2 separate regions of the Homo sapiens genome follow, and region 2 is linked to region 1. Evidence: chromatin loops called from intact Hi-C (ENCODE). Cell type or tissue: PC-9. All regions are shown on one strand. Each heading gives the region's core, and the rest is flanking DNA. Links, peaks and the distances in the headings are about the cores only.

Region 1 (10,743 bases), core at 3,618-8,617:
TCTGCAAAGGACAGAATCTCATTCCTTTTTATGGCTACATAGTATTCCATGGTGTATATGTGCCACATTTTCTTTATCCGGTCTATCACTGATGGGCATTTGGATTGATTCCATGTCTTTGCTATTGTGCATAGTGATACAATGAACATATACGTGCATGTATCTTTATAATAGAATGATTATATTCCTTTGGGTATATACCCAGTAATGGGATTGCTGGGTCAAATGGTGTTTCTGTTTCTAGATCTTTGAGAAATCGCCACAATGTCTTCCAAATGGTTGAAGTAATTTACACTCCAACCAACAGTGTAAAAGTGTTCCTTTTTCTCTACAACCTCACCAGCATCTGTTGTTTCTTGACTTTTTAATAATCGCCATTCTGACTGGCATGAGATGGTATCTCATTGTGGTTTTGATTTGTATTTCTCTAATGATCAGTACACCAACAACAGGCATGCAGAGCGCCAGATCATGAATGAACTCCTATTCACAATTGCTACAAAGAGAATAAAATACCTAGGAATACAGCTAACAAGGGAAGTCAAGGACCTCTTCAAGAAGAACTACAAACCATTGTTCAAGGAAATCAGAGAGGACACAAACAAATGGAAAAACATTCCATGCTCATGGATATGAAGAATCAATATCATGAAAATGGCCATATTGCCCAAAGTAATTTATATATTCAATGCTATTCCCATTAAACTACCATTGACATTCTTCACAGAATTAGAAAAAAAAAACTTTTAAAATTCATATGGAACCAAAAAAGAACCCATATAGCCAAGACAATCCTAAACAAAAAGAACAAAGCTGGAAGCATCACGCTACCCATTTTCAAACTACTCTACAAGGCTACAGTAACCAACATAGTGTGGTACTGGTACAAAAACAGACATATAGACCAGTGGAATAGAATAGAGAACTCAGAAGTTAGACTGCACACCTACAACCAAATGACCATTAACAAACCTGACAAAAACAAGTAATGGGGAAATAATTTCCTATTTAATAAATGGTGCTGGGAACTGGATAGCCACATGCAGAAAACTGAAACCGAACCCCTTCCTTATGCCTTATACAAAAATTAACTCAAGATGGATTAAAGACTAAAATGTAAAAACCAAAACTATAAAAACCCTAGAAGAAAATCTAGGCAATACCATTCAGGACATAGGCATGGGCAAAGTTTTCATGACAAAAACGCCAAAAGCAATTGCAACAAAAGCAAAAACTGACAAATGGGATCTGATTAAACTAAAGAGCTTCTGCACAGCAAAAGAAACTATCATCAGAGTGAACAGACAACCTACAGAATGGGAGAAAATTTTTGCCATCTATCCATCTGACAAAGGTCTAACATCCAGAGTCTACAAAGAACTTAAACACATTTACAAGAAAAAACAAACAACCCCATTAAAAAATGGCCAAAGGACATGAAAAGACACTTCTCAAAAGAAGACATTCATGCAGCCAACAAACATATGAAAAAAAGCTCAGCATCATTGATAATTAGAAAAAAAGAATTTCAACCAGCAAAAAGGGGTAAGGAGACCAGACAAAGCACCAGCACAGGCAAATAATCAATTTTGGAGTAAGATGGAGTAGCATGAGTTACAGACAGCTTCGGATGTTGTACCAGATTATTCAGGCATTATTATGTAGAATTGTACCTCTGAGAAATTGAATAAGGGATCATTACTTTTTAAAAAAAAATGATTTCAAGTCATAATTGCTAAGAACTACAGTCACAATTGCATAAAAATATATAGACTATAAATAGCTATACACATATAATATAGAGATTTCGTATATATAGTACACATAAGTTTTTTAAAAGATTGCAGTGAGTTAAAAATGGTTAACACTGATTGAAGATTTCTGGGTGTTCTTCATTCATTAGTTCTTTTTATCCCCATGACAACCCTTTAAGACAAGTATTGTTATTATCCTTATTTTGCAGACAAGAACTGCAGTAACTTGCCCACGTTCTCACATTTAGTAAGAGGCAGTGCCAGGATTTGAAAATTGCCTGGGTCTGTTAAACTCCAAAGTCCATCTCCTTAACCACCAAGCCCAACTCCTTACAAAACGATTCATACCAACATGTCAACAGTGGTTACTTATAGGTGGAGCGATCATAGGGAACTATTTTCTATTTTGTACTTTGTACTATTTTGTATCCTTTCCTAATTTTCTACAAGCAAGGTATATTACTTTATATTTATATTGTGAAACATACCACATTTAGAAAGCAAGCATAAAGCATAAATTTATAGCTTAATATACCATAGAATAAACCCCATGGAACCATCGTCTATATCAGCACCCCAGGAGCCCTGTCTGATCACAGCTCCCTCCCACGTAAAGATAACCGTTCTCACTGCCAAGTCGTCATGCCCTTGTCTTCCTTTAAAATCACCATCTAATCATGTATCTCAAAAAAATGTAGGTTAATTCTGCTCATTTTGAACATTATATAAATGGAATAACATCGTCTGTGTTCTGTTGGGTCTGACACCTTTCTCTCAACATTATGTTTTTTAAGAATGTTATTTTCCTAATATAAAAAAATTCATTAGTGTTATAAAATATTTTAAATCTGGAATCACACAACGACCTCCTCAACCTGACTCAGTTGACACCTTCCCAGCTGTTACCTTCTAAGCAGGACCAATCCACCTTAAAACTAGAATTTGTTTCCTTTAAAAGTCATGGCCAGAGAAAAGAGGGGTCAGGACCCATAGCTGGCCCCCCTTTCCTGCTTGGGCCAGCTTGCCTTCCACCAGGCCAGCTCAGCCACCTGCCTGAAAGTGGATTATTCAATTCACTGCCACATTTTCTGAATCACTACTTAACTCACCAATCATGGGTTTCTCTGCCCAGGGGGCACTATGACCTTTGGTGCAGAGGGAAGTGGCTGTGCTCCTTGGAGCTGCCCGCCTTCTTTCTTGGTGGACAACCCAAAATGCTTTCAACTTGAGGGTCTACAAAATGCACTCCCCACTTTCTTCTCTTCCTCCCTCTCCTCCTCCTCCTTTTCTTCTCTTTCTACAAGAAATTTTTTTTGATGGAAATTTTCAAACATACACTAAATTACAGAGAATAGTATAATGAACCCCCATGTAACCTCAACAATGATCAACACATTACGTCCTTTTTTCTCCTACACACCCACCCAATTATCCCCCATGCCTACTGGATTATTATTTTCCAACTTTTATTTTAGATTCAGGGGGTGCCTGTGCACGCATGGGTTTAATGCATCATGCCGAGGTTTGGGCTATAAATGATCTCATCACCCGGGTACTGAGCATAGTACCCAACAGTTAGTTTTTCAACCCTGTAATTTTCCCTCCCCCATTTTTGAGTTGCCAGTATCTACTGTTGCCATCTTTATGTCCATGAGCACCCAGTGCTTAGCTCCCACTTATAAGTGAGAACATGTAGTATTTGGTTTTCAGCCCCCGCATTAATTTGCTTAGGATAGTGGCCTCCAGCTCCATCCATGTTGCTGTAAAGGACATGATTTCATTCTTTTTTATGGCTGTGTAGTATTCCATGGTGTATATGTGCCACATTTTCTTCATTTAGTCTGCCATTGATGGGCACCTAGGTTGAGCATGTCTTTGCTATTGTGAGCAGTACTGCAATGAACATTGCAGTGAGTGCATGTGTCTTTTTAGTAGAATGATTTGTTTCTTTTGGATACATACCCAATAATGTGACTGCTGGGCTGAATGGTAGTTCTATTTTAAGTCCTTTGAGAAATCTTTGTACTGCTTTCCACTGTGACGTTCCCACCGACAGTCTCACCAACATCTGTGGGGTTTTGTTTTTTTTCTTTCTTTGACTTTGTTATAATAGCTATTCTGATTGGTGTGATAGGGTATCTTATTGTGGTTTTGATTTTCGTTTCTCTGATGATTAGTGATGTGAAGTATTTTTTCATATGTTTGTTGGTTGCTTGCATGTCTTCTTTTGAGAAGTGTCTGTTCATGTCTTTTGCCCATTTTTTAACGGGCCCTACTAAATTATTTTGAAACAAATCCAAGATGTGTCATTTGTGAATATGTCAGTATATATCTTAAAAATATAATGTACCACTTTAAGAACATATCCAAAATACAATTCTCATAATTCCTTAATTTCATCAAATATCAAATTGGCCTTCAATTTTTCTCCATCATTTTATAAATGTTTCAATATAGTTGTTGTATTCAAATCAAGTCCAAAATGAAGTCTACACATTGCATATTGTTCAAACATCCTACTTTTGTAAGAAATGGTATTTGGAGACTATAAACTGGATTCTGGATTTCTCATCGCTATAGAGTTGGTCACTGCTTCTAGGACTTCTTGGGTTTACAGAACTAGAAAATACAAACGGTGTGTATGTGTGTGTTTGTGTGTGTATGTTTAAAACAGAAGCTACAGTGTAAGTTTAAGCAGATATTTCTAATTCAAAATTTAAATTACAGAACTTTTACTTGAACTCTTTAATTTTATATTTGCATCTCTTTTATGCTGAAAATCTTGGTTTCTAATTACATCATTATCTACTTGCTTTATTTTACTATATGTCTGTGTGTGTGAAATAGTCTTGGAATAATAATGTTAATGTTATTTCCAATGATATTTTTACTGACAATAGTTGATTTTTAGTTCTTTTGTCCTCAGAATGTATTTCACTTCATATGCACAGTTAAATTACTGTGTTTTAAAAGTCATTTGAAATTATCTCTGTTTGTGTGCCTCCAACTGGACACACAATTAGGTTCGCTGTTTCACATTTCTTTTGGGGTTCAGGGATTGTTATTTTCATTTTTGAGTTAATTATGTTTTGTAATCATGGGAGTCAAATTTGCAGAAAAGGTACATTCCAGGCCAGGCACAGTGGCTCACGCCTGTAATCCCAGCACTTGGGGAGGCTGAGGCAGGTGGATCACCTGAGGTCAGCAGTTCGAGACCAACTTCACCAACATGGTGAAACCCCGCATCTCTACTAAAATACAAAAATAAGCTGGATGTTGTGGCGCACGCCTGTAATCCCAGCTACTCAGGAGGCTGAGGCAGGAAAATCGCTTGAACCCAGGAAGCAGAGGTTGCAGTAAGCCAAGATCACGCCATTGCTCTCCAGCCTGGGCAACAGAGTGAGACTCTGTCTCGAAAAAAAAAAAAAAAGGGTACTTTCCAAGAAGTCTAGCCTCTGTCCCTGTTCCCTTCACCTGTTCCTTCCCTCTCCCGATAGATAACTAGTTTTTCAAAAATTATCATTATTATCATTATATCATCTGCTAACAGATATAAATATAAATAACATATAATAAATATAAATAAAATATAAAAATATGAACGAAAAGAGTCCTTTGCCAAATGGCAAAGAAAGGTTTCTGCTTTTAAACAGTAATCACGAAATGCTTTTAAGTGAACAGCATTGCTATGTTTCTTTTAAGATCTTTCCTCTGAATAATTTCTGAGTGTTCAGAGTCATTTACAAAAAGAGATAGGATTTACCTATTTAATGGATAAGGAAATAGGAAAAGAGAAAGAAATTTTCACAAAAGCACAGAGCAAATTCAGCCAAGATTCCAACTAGCTACTTTGCAGGCACTGATCCATCCAACAGCTAGCATGGGCCAGCCCCAACCTGCAGATACTCTGATTCTCTACGTCTGAAGTGAGGCCCAAGCACCTGTTTTGGCAAAGCTTCCCAGGTGATTCTGAGCAGCAGTCTGGTGGACAAATCACTAGTATAAGCCAGTGACACCCAAGCAGGCCTCTTTTGGAGAATCTCAAGGCAGCTTGTTGTTGTGGGAGCAAATCTTGCATCCAAGACTGAGGACTGCAAGAAACATGACCATATTTTTCTTTACTACAATTTAATCTGTTCTGATCTCTCATTGCACCAGAAAACACATGCCAAATCTTGGCCAAAGTGATGACCCCCAACACCACTTCCCCACATACGCTTCTAAGTTCCCAGGAGCGTTGAGGGGTGGGGGTACAGGGAGATCTGATTCAGCCATCACCTCAGCCACCCTCATTGCTGGGTCTCACAGAAGGCTGCTAAGTCATGGCTCATTCTGGCCATGGGGTCATTCAGTTTCCGCAGCTCCCTGGCCAGCTCTGATGCCATATCCATAGCACTGAACTCATCCCACCAGGCTACACCCTCAGAGGCCCTGACTGTTTAGATTGGATTTACCATACAACCCTTTCTTTTTCTGGAGCTCCACCCAGGAAACGGGAAATGAGTCACCATGACTCTTAGATTCCACAAACTGACCTGAGGATTTTTGCCATATCCACCTGCTCTAACCTGGATTTGACCCAGGGAGCAAAGTGCAGGATCCTCTTCTCAATGAACCACTAACTTCTATACACTTGTTGCTTCTCCTTTCTACAGCCCAAGGAACCTTTATGTAGACTGGGCTAAAGTATCCTTGTTCTTAATTGGCCAATATCTCTCATTCTTTTTATTATATGTTATTTATATTTACATCTGTTAGTAGATGACATAATAATAATAATAATAATAATAATAATAACGCTACCAATAATCTATGCTACCAGTTCCTTTTGTTCCCCTTAAGGCCAGGATTTTGTATGCAAAATCTTGGAAGCATCACCCTTTACCTTTGTTACCACATCCCTTACCAGGGCTACCATGTTGTGCAATTTCAGGAAGTATTGTGCACAAAGCCTGGGTGGACTTATTCAGTGCACAACCTGAACAGCTGTATGGGTATGCACAGCTGTATGTGCTGCAGAAATGTTGACCACATAGCCACACACTCTGAATGGGGAAAATAAATTCCACTGGGGAAATAACATTAGTTAGTGCTTCAAAAGCATTGTCCTGCCACTTAATAAAGCTCCAGATAGGGAGTCTGGAGGGTCATTTGGATGTTTGGAGCAAAATATTAAAAGTGAAAGTGACCTTCCTCTCCTCGTTTTTCTGTACCTCCTTGCCAATCTTATCACCTTGGTATACCAAAGAAGATCTCAGCCTGCCTCATCTGAGCCCCAAACAACCTGGGATCCAAGAGGATAAGCTGGAAATACCACAAATATGACCCATGAAAGCACTTAAGACCCCTGCCCAGAGAGAGGAAAGCACTGAGCGTTGCAATCATGGGGCACTTGGGCAAAGTCAGTTCTCATTGATGAGCTTCCAAACACCGGAATAATTCAAAAAGAGCCTCTTCAAAGATACCTGGTCTCTTGTCTGTCCCCAGTCCCCACGTTCTAAAAATCAGCCAGTTACCATGGCAGCTGCTGTCCAATCAAAACGTTCCCATTTATAGAAACTGGCTGAAAACATTTGAATCTGATGGGGTCTGTCGCTGAGCAGAGGATGTCACTCCCCCAGACACAAAGGATGCTTTATCCAGAAACCATGGATAGCGCCTGGCCTGAGAGAGAGAGACTCCAGGTCCTGCCACCAATGCACTATGAACAGGCATCCCACCCAGAAAACGTTCCTGCTGACACTGGTAGGGCCTATGTCATCATCATCCATTCATTCACTAGATAACATCAAGCACCTTCTCTGTGTCGAGCAAGGTACTGAGGTTAAATGGTGACGAATGCTGTGTTCCCGTGGTCACCAAGGCAATTTTGATGAGGAAGCTGATAAAAAAGCAGACAATGGCAACCCGGTGTGATTTAAATAATAATAATAATAATAATAATAAAATAAAAACCATGAGAGCAGATGTGTGGGAACTGTGGAGTCACCTGCCCAGGCATGGAGTCAAGGGTGTTTTCCTGGTGAAACCTGAGTCTTGAGGGCTGAGCAGGTGTTAGCTGGGATGGGGTGAGGAGTGCGTAGGAAGGAGGAAAGGGCCCCGGGCAAAGGCACGTATGAAAAAGCCCAGACAGGGAGAAGAGCATTCCATCCAAGTTACCTCAAGAGTAGCTCGGTTGGCCGGGCACAGTGGCTCATTCCTGTAATCCCAGCACTTTGGGAGGCCAAGGCAGGCGGATGACGAGGTCAGAAGTTCGAGACCAGCCTGACCAACATGGTAAAATCTCGTCTCCACTAAAATACAAAAATTAGCCAGGCATGGTGGCTCATGCCTGTAATCTCAGCTACTCAGGAGGCTGAGGCAGGAGAATCACTTGAACCCAGGAGACAGAGGTTGCAGTGAGCCAAGACTGCACCATTGCATTCCAGCCTGGGCGAGGGAGCGAGACTCCATCTCAAAGGAAGAAAAAAAAAAAAGAGTAGCTCAGTCACTGGCTCAGAGTGAATGATGAAGGCAAAGACAAGAAGAATTGCAGCTCAAGAGGAACGCTGGGACAGAAAAAGGAAGGTCCCTCGCTTCTCTGCGGGCGTCTGGTTGCCTGGCTTCCATTTAAAGTGGAACAGCCCAGGAAGAGATTAGTTGAGAAGTAGCTAAGAGGAGGTTCTGTGTTTTGAGGGAGAAGGGGTAGTATCCTCAAGAAGAAAGGAACTAAGAGGGTAAGGGGTGGGGCACCGTGGCCACAGCCCCCCATTGCCTATTCAACCATGAGCTGGAGAAGCAATCAAACAGGACATCCCCCGCCCTCCCACCTCCTGTCTGCTCAGAGCATCTCTGCTGCCTAGATCTAACAGGATCATGCCATGGCAACTTCCAGATCATTCCATCCAGCCCTTCTAGGGGATGAATAACAGTTTATTGCACATGAACCCAGGAGTGGCACTGTGCTCAGTACTTCCCATGCAAAATCCATTCATTTCTAAAATCATGTTTGAGAGTGAGCATAGTGGCTAACGCCTTTAATCCCAGCAATTTGGGAGGCTGAAGTGGGAAGGACTGCTTGAGCCCAGAAGTTTGAAGACAGCCTGGGCAACATGGTGAAACCCTGTGTCTACAAAAAATTAAAAATTAGCCAGGAGTAGTGGTGCCTGCCTGTGGTCCCAGCTACTCAGGAGGCTGAGGTGGGAGGATCACTTGAGCCTAGGAGGTTGAGGCTGCAGTGAGCCATGATTGCACCACTGCACTCCAGCCTGGGTGACAAAATGAGACCCTGTCTTGAAAAAAAACAAAAACTTAGGCCCAGGCACAGTGGCTTACAGTTGTAATCCCAGCGCTTTGGCAGGCCAAGGTGGGTGGATCACTTGAGGCCGGGAGTTCGAGACTCAAAACTGGCGAAACCCCATCTCTATTGGCCAGGCATGGTGGTGCTCGCCTATAATCCCAGCTACCGGGGAGACCGAGGCATGAGAATCGTTTGAACCCAGGACACGGAGGCTGCAGTGAGCTGAGATCATACCACTACCCTCCAGCTTGGGCAACAGAGCAAGACCCTTTCTCAAAAAAAAAAAAAAAGAAGAAGAAGAAGAAGAGAAAGAAAAAAATCAGAGAATGATGGCTTTGTAGCCAGCTTAAAGAGTAACTAAACTTCTCCTTCAACAGGGGTCTCTGGATGGGGATGGAGGGGGGAGAACCCAACTACCAAATTGAACATTGTAGGAAATTATATTGATAGAGTCTTTGTGAGTGTGGAAAGTATTAGCAATAGGTACAGAGAAAACAAAGCAGATATTTAGTATTTAGTTGCTCCAGGGAAAAAAAAATTAAAGTCATGTTTGAGCACCTTCTATGCAACAGGCAATATAATTCAGATACTGCTGACATGGCCCTAGAAAAAAATAAACTCCTTGTCCTCAAGGAACTTATATTCTTGGGAAGGGGGGGATAGACAAAACCAAATAGATACGTAAGATGACAAGAGATTACAACTAGTCTAAGAAAAATAAAGCCCAGTAAAGTAATAGAGAATGATGGCAAGGGAAGAGGGTCAGAAAAGGGGTGATCTGAGCTGAGACCTGAGTGAGGGGAGGGAGAGAGCTACATGGAATCTGGAGGAAGAAGGTGTCACACTGTGGGAACAGCAAGTGCAAAGGTCCTGTGGCAGACAAGCCGCTGCCATGTTGCGTTGGTGAGGCTGGGGAGTAGGGACAAGGTGAGAGCTGGAGAACCAGGTCGGAGATGGGCCAGGCGGTCACATCAACCTCATAGCAACACGACAGGGTGGGGTACTGTTGTTCCCATATTACAGATGAAGAAACTGAGGTTCAGGAATATGCCCAGGGTCCCAAACCTTTGCTAGGCAGAGCTGGGATTCAAACCCAGCCACTTGATCTTTAATCATGTGCCTCTAATTATTTCCTTAGAGTGTCTGTGCCAAGGAGCTATGGATAACTTAGAACAGATCAATAAGATTCCAACCTCCCGCAAAGTTCCCCTAAATCCCAGCAACTCCACACCTAAAAATGTAAGAAGATCTTCAGGAACTTGAACAAAGATCTAGCTACTTTGTTTATAATAGCAAAATGACTGGAAACAACAGCTTCTCCTTAATAATAGGCAACTGGAAAATAAAGTTATAATACACACATGCAAAGGATGAATCATGTATGGTCATTTTAAAAGACATTGTAGAAGAGTGTGCAACGACATGGAAAGATGGTCAAAATATGTCATTGAAACTAAGCAATACATATAGTACAATCTCATTTTTTGTAATAAATAATATGTAAATGTATGCAGAGGCAAAAGACTGGAAAAAAATAAACGAAAATGTTAAAAACGGCTAACCCAAGGAGTGGGATTGTGGGTGGTACATCTTGGTTTTGCTTAGCAATATTTTCTACAATGAATATAAATTATTTTTGCCCAGCCTGGGCAACATGGCAAAACCCCCTCTCTACAAAAAATATGAAAAACTTAGCCAGGCATGGTGGCA
Region 2 (10,743 bases), core at 2,536-7,535, 87 kb before region 1:
AAAATAATACGGGGTTAACCAGAGGCAGTATGGATAAGAGAAGGGGGGAATATGGAAGCTCTGGGGCAATGGCTTCTTAGAAATTGACTAGGTGGATGGAGGATGGAGAAGAAAGAGTAGATGCAATTTCTAGCCTTCATGACTGTGTGTGTGATGAGGCCATTAATAGAAACAGCAACTATAGGAGGAAACACAGGTTTGAGGAAGAGGGAAAAACGATCATACTCTCACTTTTTAAACAATTTACTTACTCCTTTGATATGATGGGATGACAATACTACTTTACCTCTATGATCTTCCTCCCCCAAACCCATAACCCCAGTTTAATTATGTGAAAAACAACAGAAACAGTCCAATAGAGGGGCACCCTATAATACCCTTGACCAGAACCCCTTAAAATTGTCAAGGTCAGCAAGAAAAGTCTGAGAAACTGTCAGATGAGAGAGGAGCCAAAGGGGACAGGATGGCTGAATGCAATGTGGGACCCTGGAGGGGATCCTTGAATAGAGAAGGTCAGATATTAAGTAAAAACTAAGGAAATCTGAATACATTGTAAACTTTAATTAATAATAATGCATCAGTATTGGTTCATTAATTGCAACAAATGTATCATAGTAATGTAAAATGTTAATACTAGGAGAAACTGGAGAGTGGGGTTTGGGGAGAACCTATGAGAACTCTGTAAAAACCCCCTTATAAAGAGGGGTGGGAGGCTTGCTTACTAAAGTTTTGTTTGTTTGGTTAGTTGATATTTTTTTCTTTTTGGGGACAAAGTCTTGCTCTGTTGCCCAGGCTGGAGTGCAGTGGCACCATCACAGCTCACTGCAGCCTTGATCTCCCAGGGACAAGTCATCCTCCCGCCTCGGCCTCCTGAGTTGCTGGGACTACAGGTGCATGCCACCACGTCTGAATAATTTTAACATTTTTCTGTGGCGATGTGGTCTCACTGTGTTTCCCGGGTTGGCCTCAACTGGTCCTCCTGCCTTGTCCTCCCAGACTGCTGGGATTATACATGTGAGCCCCCATTCCCAGCCATTTTAAAAACTTTTGTGGCCGGGCGTGGTGGCTCATGCCTGTAATCCCAGCACTTTGGGAGGCCGAAGTGGGTGGATCACGAGGTCAGGAGTTCAAGACCAGCCTGGCCAAGATGGTGAAACCCTGTCTCTACTAAAAATACAAAAATTAGCTGGGCATGGTGGTATGCGCCTGTAATCCCAGCTATTCGGGAGGCTGAGGCAGAGAATTGCTTGAACCCAGGAGGCGGAGGTTGCAGTGAGCCAAGATCGCGCCTCTGCACTCCAGCCTGGGGTACAGAGCAAGACTCCATCTAAAAACAAACAAACAAACAAAAAACACCTTTTGATATCAGTAACCCATCATGGGAGTTGGGGGACACCGATTAAATAAGCTCTTGTTCCCCATGTGCAATTACTCCATTACAGATTAGACCACATCACTGATAACGACCACCTACCTGGATGAGAAAGCTGAGATGGCCGAAAGCAACTCGTTGCCTTGCGTAAAAGCTACAGTTTCTTGTACTGATGTTGAAATGGCCAGAAGGGGCATGTATGAGTGACGTAGTCATGTGACTGTGGAGGGGAAAGCCAGCCTGAGAAGGACATGTTTTTTTCAATGGCCGAGTTGGAGCTGCAAAGGTACTATGAATTCATACTTCAAAACTGTGCCTTTGAGTTTGTTTGCTTGTTTGTTCTCTGTGTGTATGTGTGTGTGTGTGTGTGTGTGTGTGTGTGTAGATGAGGTCTCACTATGTTGCCCAGGCTGGTCTCAAACCCTGGGGCTCAAGCAATCTTCCTGCCTTAGCCTCCCAAAGTGTTGGGATTACAGACAGGCATGAGCCACTGCACCCTGTGTGCGTGGCAGGGGGAGGGGGTGAGTGGCTGGGTGGGCGTGTGATTGCTGGGCCTTTGGATTTCATCCAGCAAACACTCACCTCCTGGGCAAGCTGGGTACTGTTAGATATTAGGGATATGAGGATAAATGTGTGAATGCGCCATGTCTGCTGCCCATAAGGAGCTCACAGTCTACTCTACAGACAGGATGGCGAATAATTACAGTACATTGCTAGAGCCAGGATGTTCTGTGTTAAAAAGAAAAAGAGTGTTTTGGAAGTGCTAAGACAGGAACAATGAACTCTACCCAGGAGGGTGGTGAGAGAAGGCAACACCAAAGAAAAAGCTTGTGAACTGGGCCTCCAAAAATAAGTAGGTTCTTGCCACGTTGAGTGGGAAAGGTACTGTAGGCAGATGATTCAACATTTGCAAAACACAACGACATTCAACAGCATCATGTGCTTGGGTAAGTGGCAGCTGGAGCATCCGGCAAGGGATTCACAACCTGGGAGCTGTGAGAAAGGTCTGTTAGGGAGAAGAAGGGCTGAAATCAGGGAGACCAGGTAGGAGGCTACTGTCATAATTAAGGCTGGAGAGGATGAAGCTCTACAATCATGGGATAATGTTAAAAGATGCCCTCACTCCTACCTTCTCATTTCTCCACCAACACATTCAAGCCAAACAAACTTGAGTCCCCAAAGGCCTCTGCTCTTGGCAATGCAGGAAGGCCTAGCATCTGTTTCTTGAGCAGCAGAAGCCAGACGTTGGTAGGGCCCAGGCTTCTTATTCGAGAGCCCCAAGGTACAGGCCCGTGCCCATTCCAGAGCTCACTGGGGAATTCCACGCACATGCCCACCATATGCTAGGTAACTTTTTCTCTCCAGTACAAGTCCTCTCTGTTCTGCCTGCTAGAAGGGGCCCTTTCTAGCAGGCAGAACTGCTAGAAAGCAGCTTTTCCAGGAGCACTTCGACATAGCTTCCAATTTTGAAGCTGAGAAGCTGTAGAGAGGACTGATTAACAGTCTTTTTTGTTTCCAAGAAGACATAGACAGCGCCATGGACATGCCCGTTTCCTCTTCTCTTGAAAACAGTGAAGAAAACCTATGGCAGAGAGTTTGCTCAGAAGCCAGGTGGCCTCATGAAACCTCAAGGGTTTAGCCTCAAATCTCCATTGTTGTTGTCAAGGGACAGCTCGAGGAACTCAAGCCCTGTGATCTGGTACGATGGTTCCTGTTGGCACTGTGGCCCCATGGCTTTGCTGTCCTATTGGTGCTGCGAAGAGCCAGGTAGCGGGATGGGGAAGGCTTACTTTGAATCCTGGCTCTATCACACACTAGATGCAGAGAGGTAGCTAAGGTCATACAACCTCAGATGACTGACTTTACCTCTCTGCATCTGTTTTCCCTTTTGTAGAAATGGGCATGTTGACAGAACCCACTGCAAAGGGCTGTTGTGAGGATTAAACCTTATGCTCTAAGTAATGTTAATATACAAAGCCTAACACATGGTAGTCAAAGTTAGCTGATAGATGCCTTTTGCAAAGTCAGCCTGCACTACTTCTACCCCCCACACACATACCAAACACAGGCTGCTTGTATGAGTAGAGGCCTAGGGGGCAGTGGTGCATCCTGGTGAAGGGTTGGAGCTCAATAGCCAGGGTTTGAATCCTAGCTACTGCACTTCCCAGTTTACAAATGAGGAACCCAGAGCCCTCACTACCGTTTTTGCTCATTCCAAACAGCTTAATTTTTTCTGTGCCCTCTTTTGTAGCTCCTATAGTCAGGCCTTCCTATTTCTACCTCTGGGGGACCTGCATGCAAAGCTTAATTCCTTTATGGATTTCTGCAAAATATTCACTCTCACTATGCATTTAATGAAGTAAGCAGCTTCCCTTATCAGTAAAATGGGAGTAATCATAGGAACTGCTTCATAGGGTTACTATAAGGAGTGAGACTCATCCATAGTGTCACGTGTAGTTAGAGTTCATTCATTCTCATTGCTATGTAATAGTTCATGTTACAAATAGACTATGATTTATTTATCCATTCTACTGTTGATGAAGATTGGGACTGTCTCCAGTTTGGAGCTATTACAAATAGAGTGGTGCTATGAAAATTCTTGTACTCATCTTTTGGTGAACATACATTTACAATTTCTGGATCAGAGGTATCAGCTTTAGTGGATACTGCCAGCAAGTTTTCCAAAGTGGTTGTTCCCATTTAAATCCAAACTAGCAGTGTATGAGAATTCAGTTGCTCCACATCTTTACCAACACTTAGTATTTTTCTGATGTTTTCATTTTAGCCATTCTAGTGCATCTGTAGAGCTATCATATTGTGGTTGCAATTCACATTTCCCTGGTGACCAATCAAGTTGAACATCTTTTCATGTGTGGACTAAACACAGTGTTGGCACACAGTTAGCATTCAACAAATGTTAGCTATTATCATTAGTACTGTTGTTCTCTGATCAGTGAAACTCAGCTTTTTCAAATGGGGACATGGGCAGAGACTTGGGGAAGGTTTTCAAATGTTAAACTTTCTTGGCCTACCATTATCATCCATGTGTGCGTTTCCCTATGCCTCCCTCTTCTCCTGGTTTATTTCTCTGTAAATAACACACATCGCCTCTCCCAGAGTGCAGACATGCTGAATAATAGGAAGCGAAAGCCAGGTGAAACTTCTGACCGGCACCCCAAACAGGTTCCCCCGCTTCACAGATGTGTCACCTCCAAGAGAAGCAGAAAGGATCCTCCCCCAGAAACCTCCTGGAATCTCATCTATCTGGCCCCACTCCCTCTAGCTTCTTCCTGATGAATGGCTTTGACAACTTTCTCATTATTAGGGCCTCTTATCCAAGTCTGACTTGAATCTTTAATGCCTTCTGTTAGGAAAGATGCATCACTTGATTTTTAGGATGCACACACAATTCCCCTTGCAGAGCCAGTATCCTGAGGGGTTTGTTAATGCATCAAACCATGGACCTCTGAGGAAAATTCCTTGTCCCCAAAACAAGAAGACAGGTTAAGCTGTACCCTCAGTTTAGCTCCCACTGGTAAACTCCATGAGAAAAGAAAATAACCAGCATTGTGTAATTGGGGGTGGAGTTACATCTTACACAATCTTTGTGAAAGGGAGAAAAGGAAGCCAGCTTAATAATTCCCAAACTAGGTCAAAAATTTATATCCATGTGTATATAAAATAGTCTTCATTATCTTATGTAATAAACATGATTTTATTATCTCAGTCACTGGGTTAAGAATTCCTTTTAGTGAGACCCAACTTTGTTGGGAAGACTTCTTGGTATAATCTCCTCATGAAATAAAACGTGAGGACCCCTGCTACCAGGGACCTTGCGGGGCAGGAATACTCCAGATAAGATAGAGAACAAATTTCCTGATTGCAACAAAGATTGAAGGGAGGAGAAAGAAAAAGAGGAATAGTGAGAAATGGAATGGATGATTAAAGGCTGTTCAGTGGAATCTGCGACCCCCTTAAGTCTCCTAGAAAGCTGCTTACTTCGTTAAATGCAGAGTGAGAGTGAATCCTTTGCAAAAACCATGAAGGAATTCAGCTTTGCATGCAGGTCCCCCAGAGGTAGAATTTAAGAAAGCCTGAATATGGGAGCCACAAAGAAGGGGGCAGAAAAAAATTAAGCTGTTCAGAATGAGCGAAAATAGTGGTGAGGGCTCTGGCTTCAGATAAGCTCAGGGTGACCAACTTGTCACAGTTTGTCCAGGATTTTTCCAGTGTTAGCCTTGAGAGTCTCACAACTCAGGAAACCCCTCTGTCCCAGGCAGATTTTAGCCAGAATGTACAATTGAAGGTTTGAGTTTTATCTAAATTTCTTAGGACCAAGGACGTCCAGTTGATAACTGAATTATAATTAAAATGGCACCTAGACTGTTCAACTTTTGGTTTCTGGGTTTGACAACGTTCGACACACGAACATATATACAGAAACACAAATACCAAAAGTATATGCTCAGATGCTAAGTGCGTCATGACAAGTGAAATCCCCCTCCTGGTCCAGAATTTCAGTTTCACCACAGTTTACTTAAGAGTTTTCTTTCCTTTGTGCATTGAGAAGGAGCCATGGCTTTGCCGGCTCCTGTCCAAACCCCCCAACTCAGCAGCCTTTCCATGGAAAGACATTCCTTCTGACCTTGATTCTTTTGAGAGAGAAAGAATAAATAGCAAGAGGCAGGCCAGGCACAATAGTTCACGCCTGTATTGCCAGGACTTTGGGAGGCCGAGGCAGGCAGATCATTTGGGGTCAGGAGTTCAAGACCAGCCTGGCCAACATGGCGAAATCCTGTCCCTGCTAAAAATACAAAATTAGCCGGCCTGGTGGTACGCACCTGTAATCCCAGCTACTCAGGAGGCTGAAGCACGAGAATCACTTGAACCTGAGAGGTGGAGGTTGCAGTGAGTCAAGATTGGGCAACTGCACTCCATCCTGGGCGATAGAGCAAGACTCTGTCTCAAAAAATAAAAAAAGTAAAAAATTGCAAGAGGCTCCTTTCCCAGACTCATTACCTCCCTTCCATTTTTCTCCCTCTGCCATTCTTCCCCTACCTCATTTGCATGCAATGTGGAAGAACTGATCTAGGGAAGATTTGTGTGCTTTCAAGATACTGGGTCCACTGAGATCAGCTACAATTAAATTATGTCTTCAATATGTTTAACTCAGACTCTGGATTTTTGTAGTCCTAGAAACCAGTAGAAATAAATTTATTAAGAATGTGATCTCATCACTAAACATTCACTCAGCCCATTGACTCCCAAATTAGAGGACACATTTCAGGGATTGGGTCAGAATTCTATTTTCAGTTAGAATAAGGGGTTAGAATAAGGCAGTATAACCTAGGTGTGCTTTACAGAAAGACATGCCTGGATTTCAGTTCACACCTGGCAGTATGGGCTTGGGCGTATTCCCTATCAATGAGGTATATGATTGAAAGGAATCAAGGATTCAGGCCTGAAGAATTAAGTAACCCACTGAGATGGTGAAGGCTATAGGTAGAGCAGGTTGAGGATGAAAGATCAAAAGTTCAGCATAGGATATGTTAAGGAGAGAGTCCTAAGCTGAAAATAGAAGTTTGGGAGTCACTGATATATCAGTGGTATTCAAAGCTATGACCAGATGAGATCACTAAGGAAGTGACAGCAGAGAGAGAAATGTCTGTATGGCCATGGCTGTGCTACCTAGGATGAAGTTTGCTGGCCAATAGTCCCTCCATAGCCTCTCTACCTACGTTCAATGGATCCATCACAGCAGAAGGCTCAGTGCACGTTCATGGGGAGGCAGTAGGTACAGGACAAGGAATCTCAGGTTTGGAGACAGAAGAGGGCCTGGAGGGCCAGACACGGTGGTTATGCCTGTAATCCCAGCGCTTTGGGAGGCCAAGGCAGGCAGATCACTTGAGGTCAGGAATTCAAGACCAGCCTGGCCAACATGACAAAGCCCCATCTCTACCAAAAAAAAAAAAAAAAAAAAAAAATATATATATATATATATATATAGATATATATATACATATAGATATATACATGTATATATATGTGTATATATATACATATGTATATATATGTATATATGTATATATGTGTATATATGTATATATGTATATATACATATGTATATATACATATGTATATATGTATATATACATATGTATATATGTGTATATATATACATATGTATATATGTGTATATATATATACATATGTATATATATGTGCGTGTGTGTGTATATGTATATATATGTGTATATACACATAAATATATACACATATATATATACACACATATATATGTATAAATTAGCCAGGCGTGGTAGCGTGTGCCTGTAATCCCAACTACTCAGGAGACTGAGGCATAAGAATTGCTTGAACCCAGGAGGTGGAGGCTGCAGTAAGCAGAGATTGAGCCACTGTGCTCCAGCCTGGGCAACAGAGTGAGACTCTGCCTCAAAAAGAAAAAAAAAAGAAAAAAAAGAAAAAATGGAGAAGAGGGCCTGGAGCTTAGCTCAGCTCTGCTGCTTCTGGGCTCTGGGCTATGTTATTTTGGGAAAATCACTTAATCTCAGTGAGCTTCAATTTCTTCACCTGTAAATTGGAGATAACATTGCCTCCCTCAATGACTGCTCGTTCGGACAGCTATAACAAAATACCATGGACTGCGCAGCTTACACAACAAACATCTATTTTTCATAGTCATGGAGGTTGGGAAGTCCAAGACCAAAGTTACAGCAGGTTTGGTGTCTGGTGGGGGCCCACTTCTTGGTTCATAGATGTCCATCTTCTCACTGGGGTGAGGGAACTCTCTGAGGTTTCTTTCACAAGGGCATTAATCCCATTTATAAGGCTCCACTCTCATAACTTAATCACCTTCCAAAGGACCCTCCTCCTAATACCACTCCTAATACCACCATCTCAACCTATTAATTTGGGGGGTGAGTGGGACACAAACATTCAGTCCATAACACTCCCTTACAGAATACCTGTCAGTGTTAAATAAATTGAACAAAAATACTTTGTAAAATACCTTACACTTTACACTTCAGTTATCACTTATCCCATATAATTTCTGATAATTTCAGGGAGAAAATGCTTTAGTGATTAGATATAAAGTTTAGGACATTATCTACCAATGTTTAAAATTCCTATACCATACCCTTCGACGCAGCCATTCCAACTCTCCTACAGATACAGTTGTACATGTATAAAGATAAATGTGCTAGACATTGGTAATAATAATGAGAAATTGGAAACAATATGTATCAGCAATGGACTGAGTAAATAAGCCATATATATGCACACTGTGGAATACCAGCTGTTAAATGTAATGAGAAAATGTACGTATACTGACATGAAAAGATGCCCAGGATATTTATTTAAAGTAATAATAAGCAAGTTGCAGGTGTATATATGGCATGATCCCATTTCTATGTATTTATATTACACATTTTGATACATGCATACCAAAAAGACCGAAGGCCATGCATGACACTGGAGAACAGTCACTAGGGTCTCTATGCGTGTCACTTACCTCTGGGGAAAGTGACTGGTGTTGCAGAGAATTACTTTCACTTCCTCCTTTATATGCTTAGGAATTCTTTGAATTTGTGTAACAAACAAAATACATTTAAAGACATACCACAAACCAATCCCTGAGCCCTGAGATTCTTAAGAGGATGGGGGCACCAGGAACATAAATCATACTGCCAGGCCAGAAAACAATGTCTCTGTTGGGTTCCCAACTATATTTCAATTCTGCAAGCCACAGCTGTGCTTCCCACCAACCCAGGCGCTAACACAACAGCAGCAGTCCAGAAAGGGGAAAACATAGGCCCTAGAGTAGGGCCACTTTGGGTAGGAAAAAAAAGTGCAAATGTATTCTGAAAGCAGATGGTGTCTGGAAGAGAAAGTGTGTTTGGCAACAAGAAGGGAATCACAGGGGAAGGAGAGAAAAGCAGTAAAAGAGAGACAGCCAAAGGAGGTGGTAATTAAGTGCAAAGCTGAAGATTTCCAAGGGATTTTTCAGCATTGGCAAGAGTCGGGCCTCTGGACAATTCTGTGGAAGTGTGTAGAGATTGTTTTTCATTTCTTTTCTTTATTAAAAGTATTCCACTAGAACAGTGCCTCTGAACCATGATATTCTGACAAGAGTTTGTTAGCAATGCTCCAAGTATTAAAGTTTTCCAATAATTTACTTTTCTTTATAAAGAGGAGCTGAGGTTGGCTGTCTCCTTGCTGCCATTCTAATATGCTTCCTAGGGTGGGAGACAAAGCCACAGCCAGCCAGGGTTGAGCGAGTTGTGTACAACCCACACACTATTTGTCTCGCCACCTCCTGACACTGTCACTCTTCTCCGGGCTCTGGAGCTTCCTGTGGGGTCACTGTCTGTAACAGACAAGAGTCACACCCTTCTCAACCCTTTTACAGCATTAACCAAGGCACAAGCGTCTGAACTGTCCAATAACAAAGAGATTAATTGATGGATTGTTTTGTACCAAACTGCTTGCTGCCACAGCTGCTCAAAATGTTAATAAGCACTGCTGAACTATGGCCGCTCCAGCAGGGAACAGCTGTAGAGGCTAGAGGCCAGCTCCCCTGCCCAGTGAGGGACAGATGTCCTTATGTCTATATCGGCCCCTGTGCTCAAACCAGCAACAGTTCACAGACAGGATTATGAAAGGTTTTGCATTTGGTCCTAAGTAATCTTTTAATGTCACATAACCTGAACCAAAGCCAAGAATACATTATGACAGTACAAATTATCAACTCTATCTTTGAGATAAGATGTATATTATGCACTAAACTCAAGGTCAGGAGACAAGTCTTCTACTCCAGACATATCAAAGCCTTTCTGGGTCTTATAAAATGGGGCTTGTGATTCAAGTTTACTTTCAACAGGAAGCTTTTGGTTTAAATGAGTTCAAACATTGCATGTAAAGCGCTGAGACTTCAGATACTTGTAAAATAAGCTCAAGTTTAATCTCACATTATATATATATATAACGTATAATAAGCTCAAGTTTAATCTCACATTTTATATCTATACATACAATATGTGTGTATGTATGTGTGTGTGTATATATATAGATATGGAATAATAAATTAGATAGTCCTTTCTATATTCCACCTGTATCTCACTTACCCCACTTGAAGGTAGAGTTCACTTGTAAATATGTCAGCTGCCTCTCTCAGATAAGGACTTCTTTTTTTTTTAACATGACTACAATGACTTTGTCACGTATAACAAAATTAACAAGTCCTTGATATCATCTAATTCTCAGTTCATATAAACTTCCCCCAACTCTCTCAAAATGTGTTTTTACAACTGGTTCATTTGAACCAGAATACACACAAGGTTCACTCATTG

Evidence for each region. A loop is a pair of places that touch in the nucleus more often than their neighbours do. Peaks named below come from ENCODE experiments on the same cell type or tissue, not always from the same donor. Only the 100,000 strongest peaks of a DNase experiment are listed, where the experiment ranks them.
Region 2: a loop joins it to region 1, with 8 times the contacts of the local background. A loop is called at or near these places in 1 of 110 quality-filtered maps.

The regions. Positions count from the first base shown.
Region 1 is chr16:71,332,141-71,342,883 of GRCh38, forward strand. No RefSeq gene overlaps it. Among named protein-coding and RNA genes, the nearest start is that of CALB2, 21 kb to the right of the region's middle. RefSeq lists an enhancer at 5,539-6,738. In PC-9, for the core only: no CTCF peak of the experiment used is centred there; DNase peaks (open chromatin) are centred at 6,201, 6,711, 7,701 and 7,821; H3K4me3 peaks cover 1,295 bases; H3K27ac peaks cover 5,000 bases.
Region 2 is chr16:71,246,088-71,256,830 of GRCh38, forward strand. No RefSeq gene overlaps it. Among named protein-coding and RNA genes, the nearest start is that of HYDIN, 21 kb to the left of the region's middle. RefSeq lists a silencer at 9,698-9,934. In PC-9, for the core only: no CTCF peak of the experiment used is centred there; DNase peaks (open chromatin) are centred at 4,534 and 4,954; H3K27ac peaks cover 2,204 bases.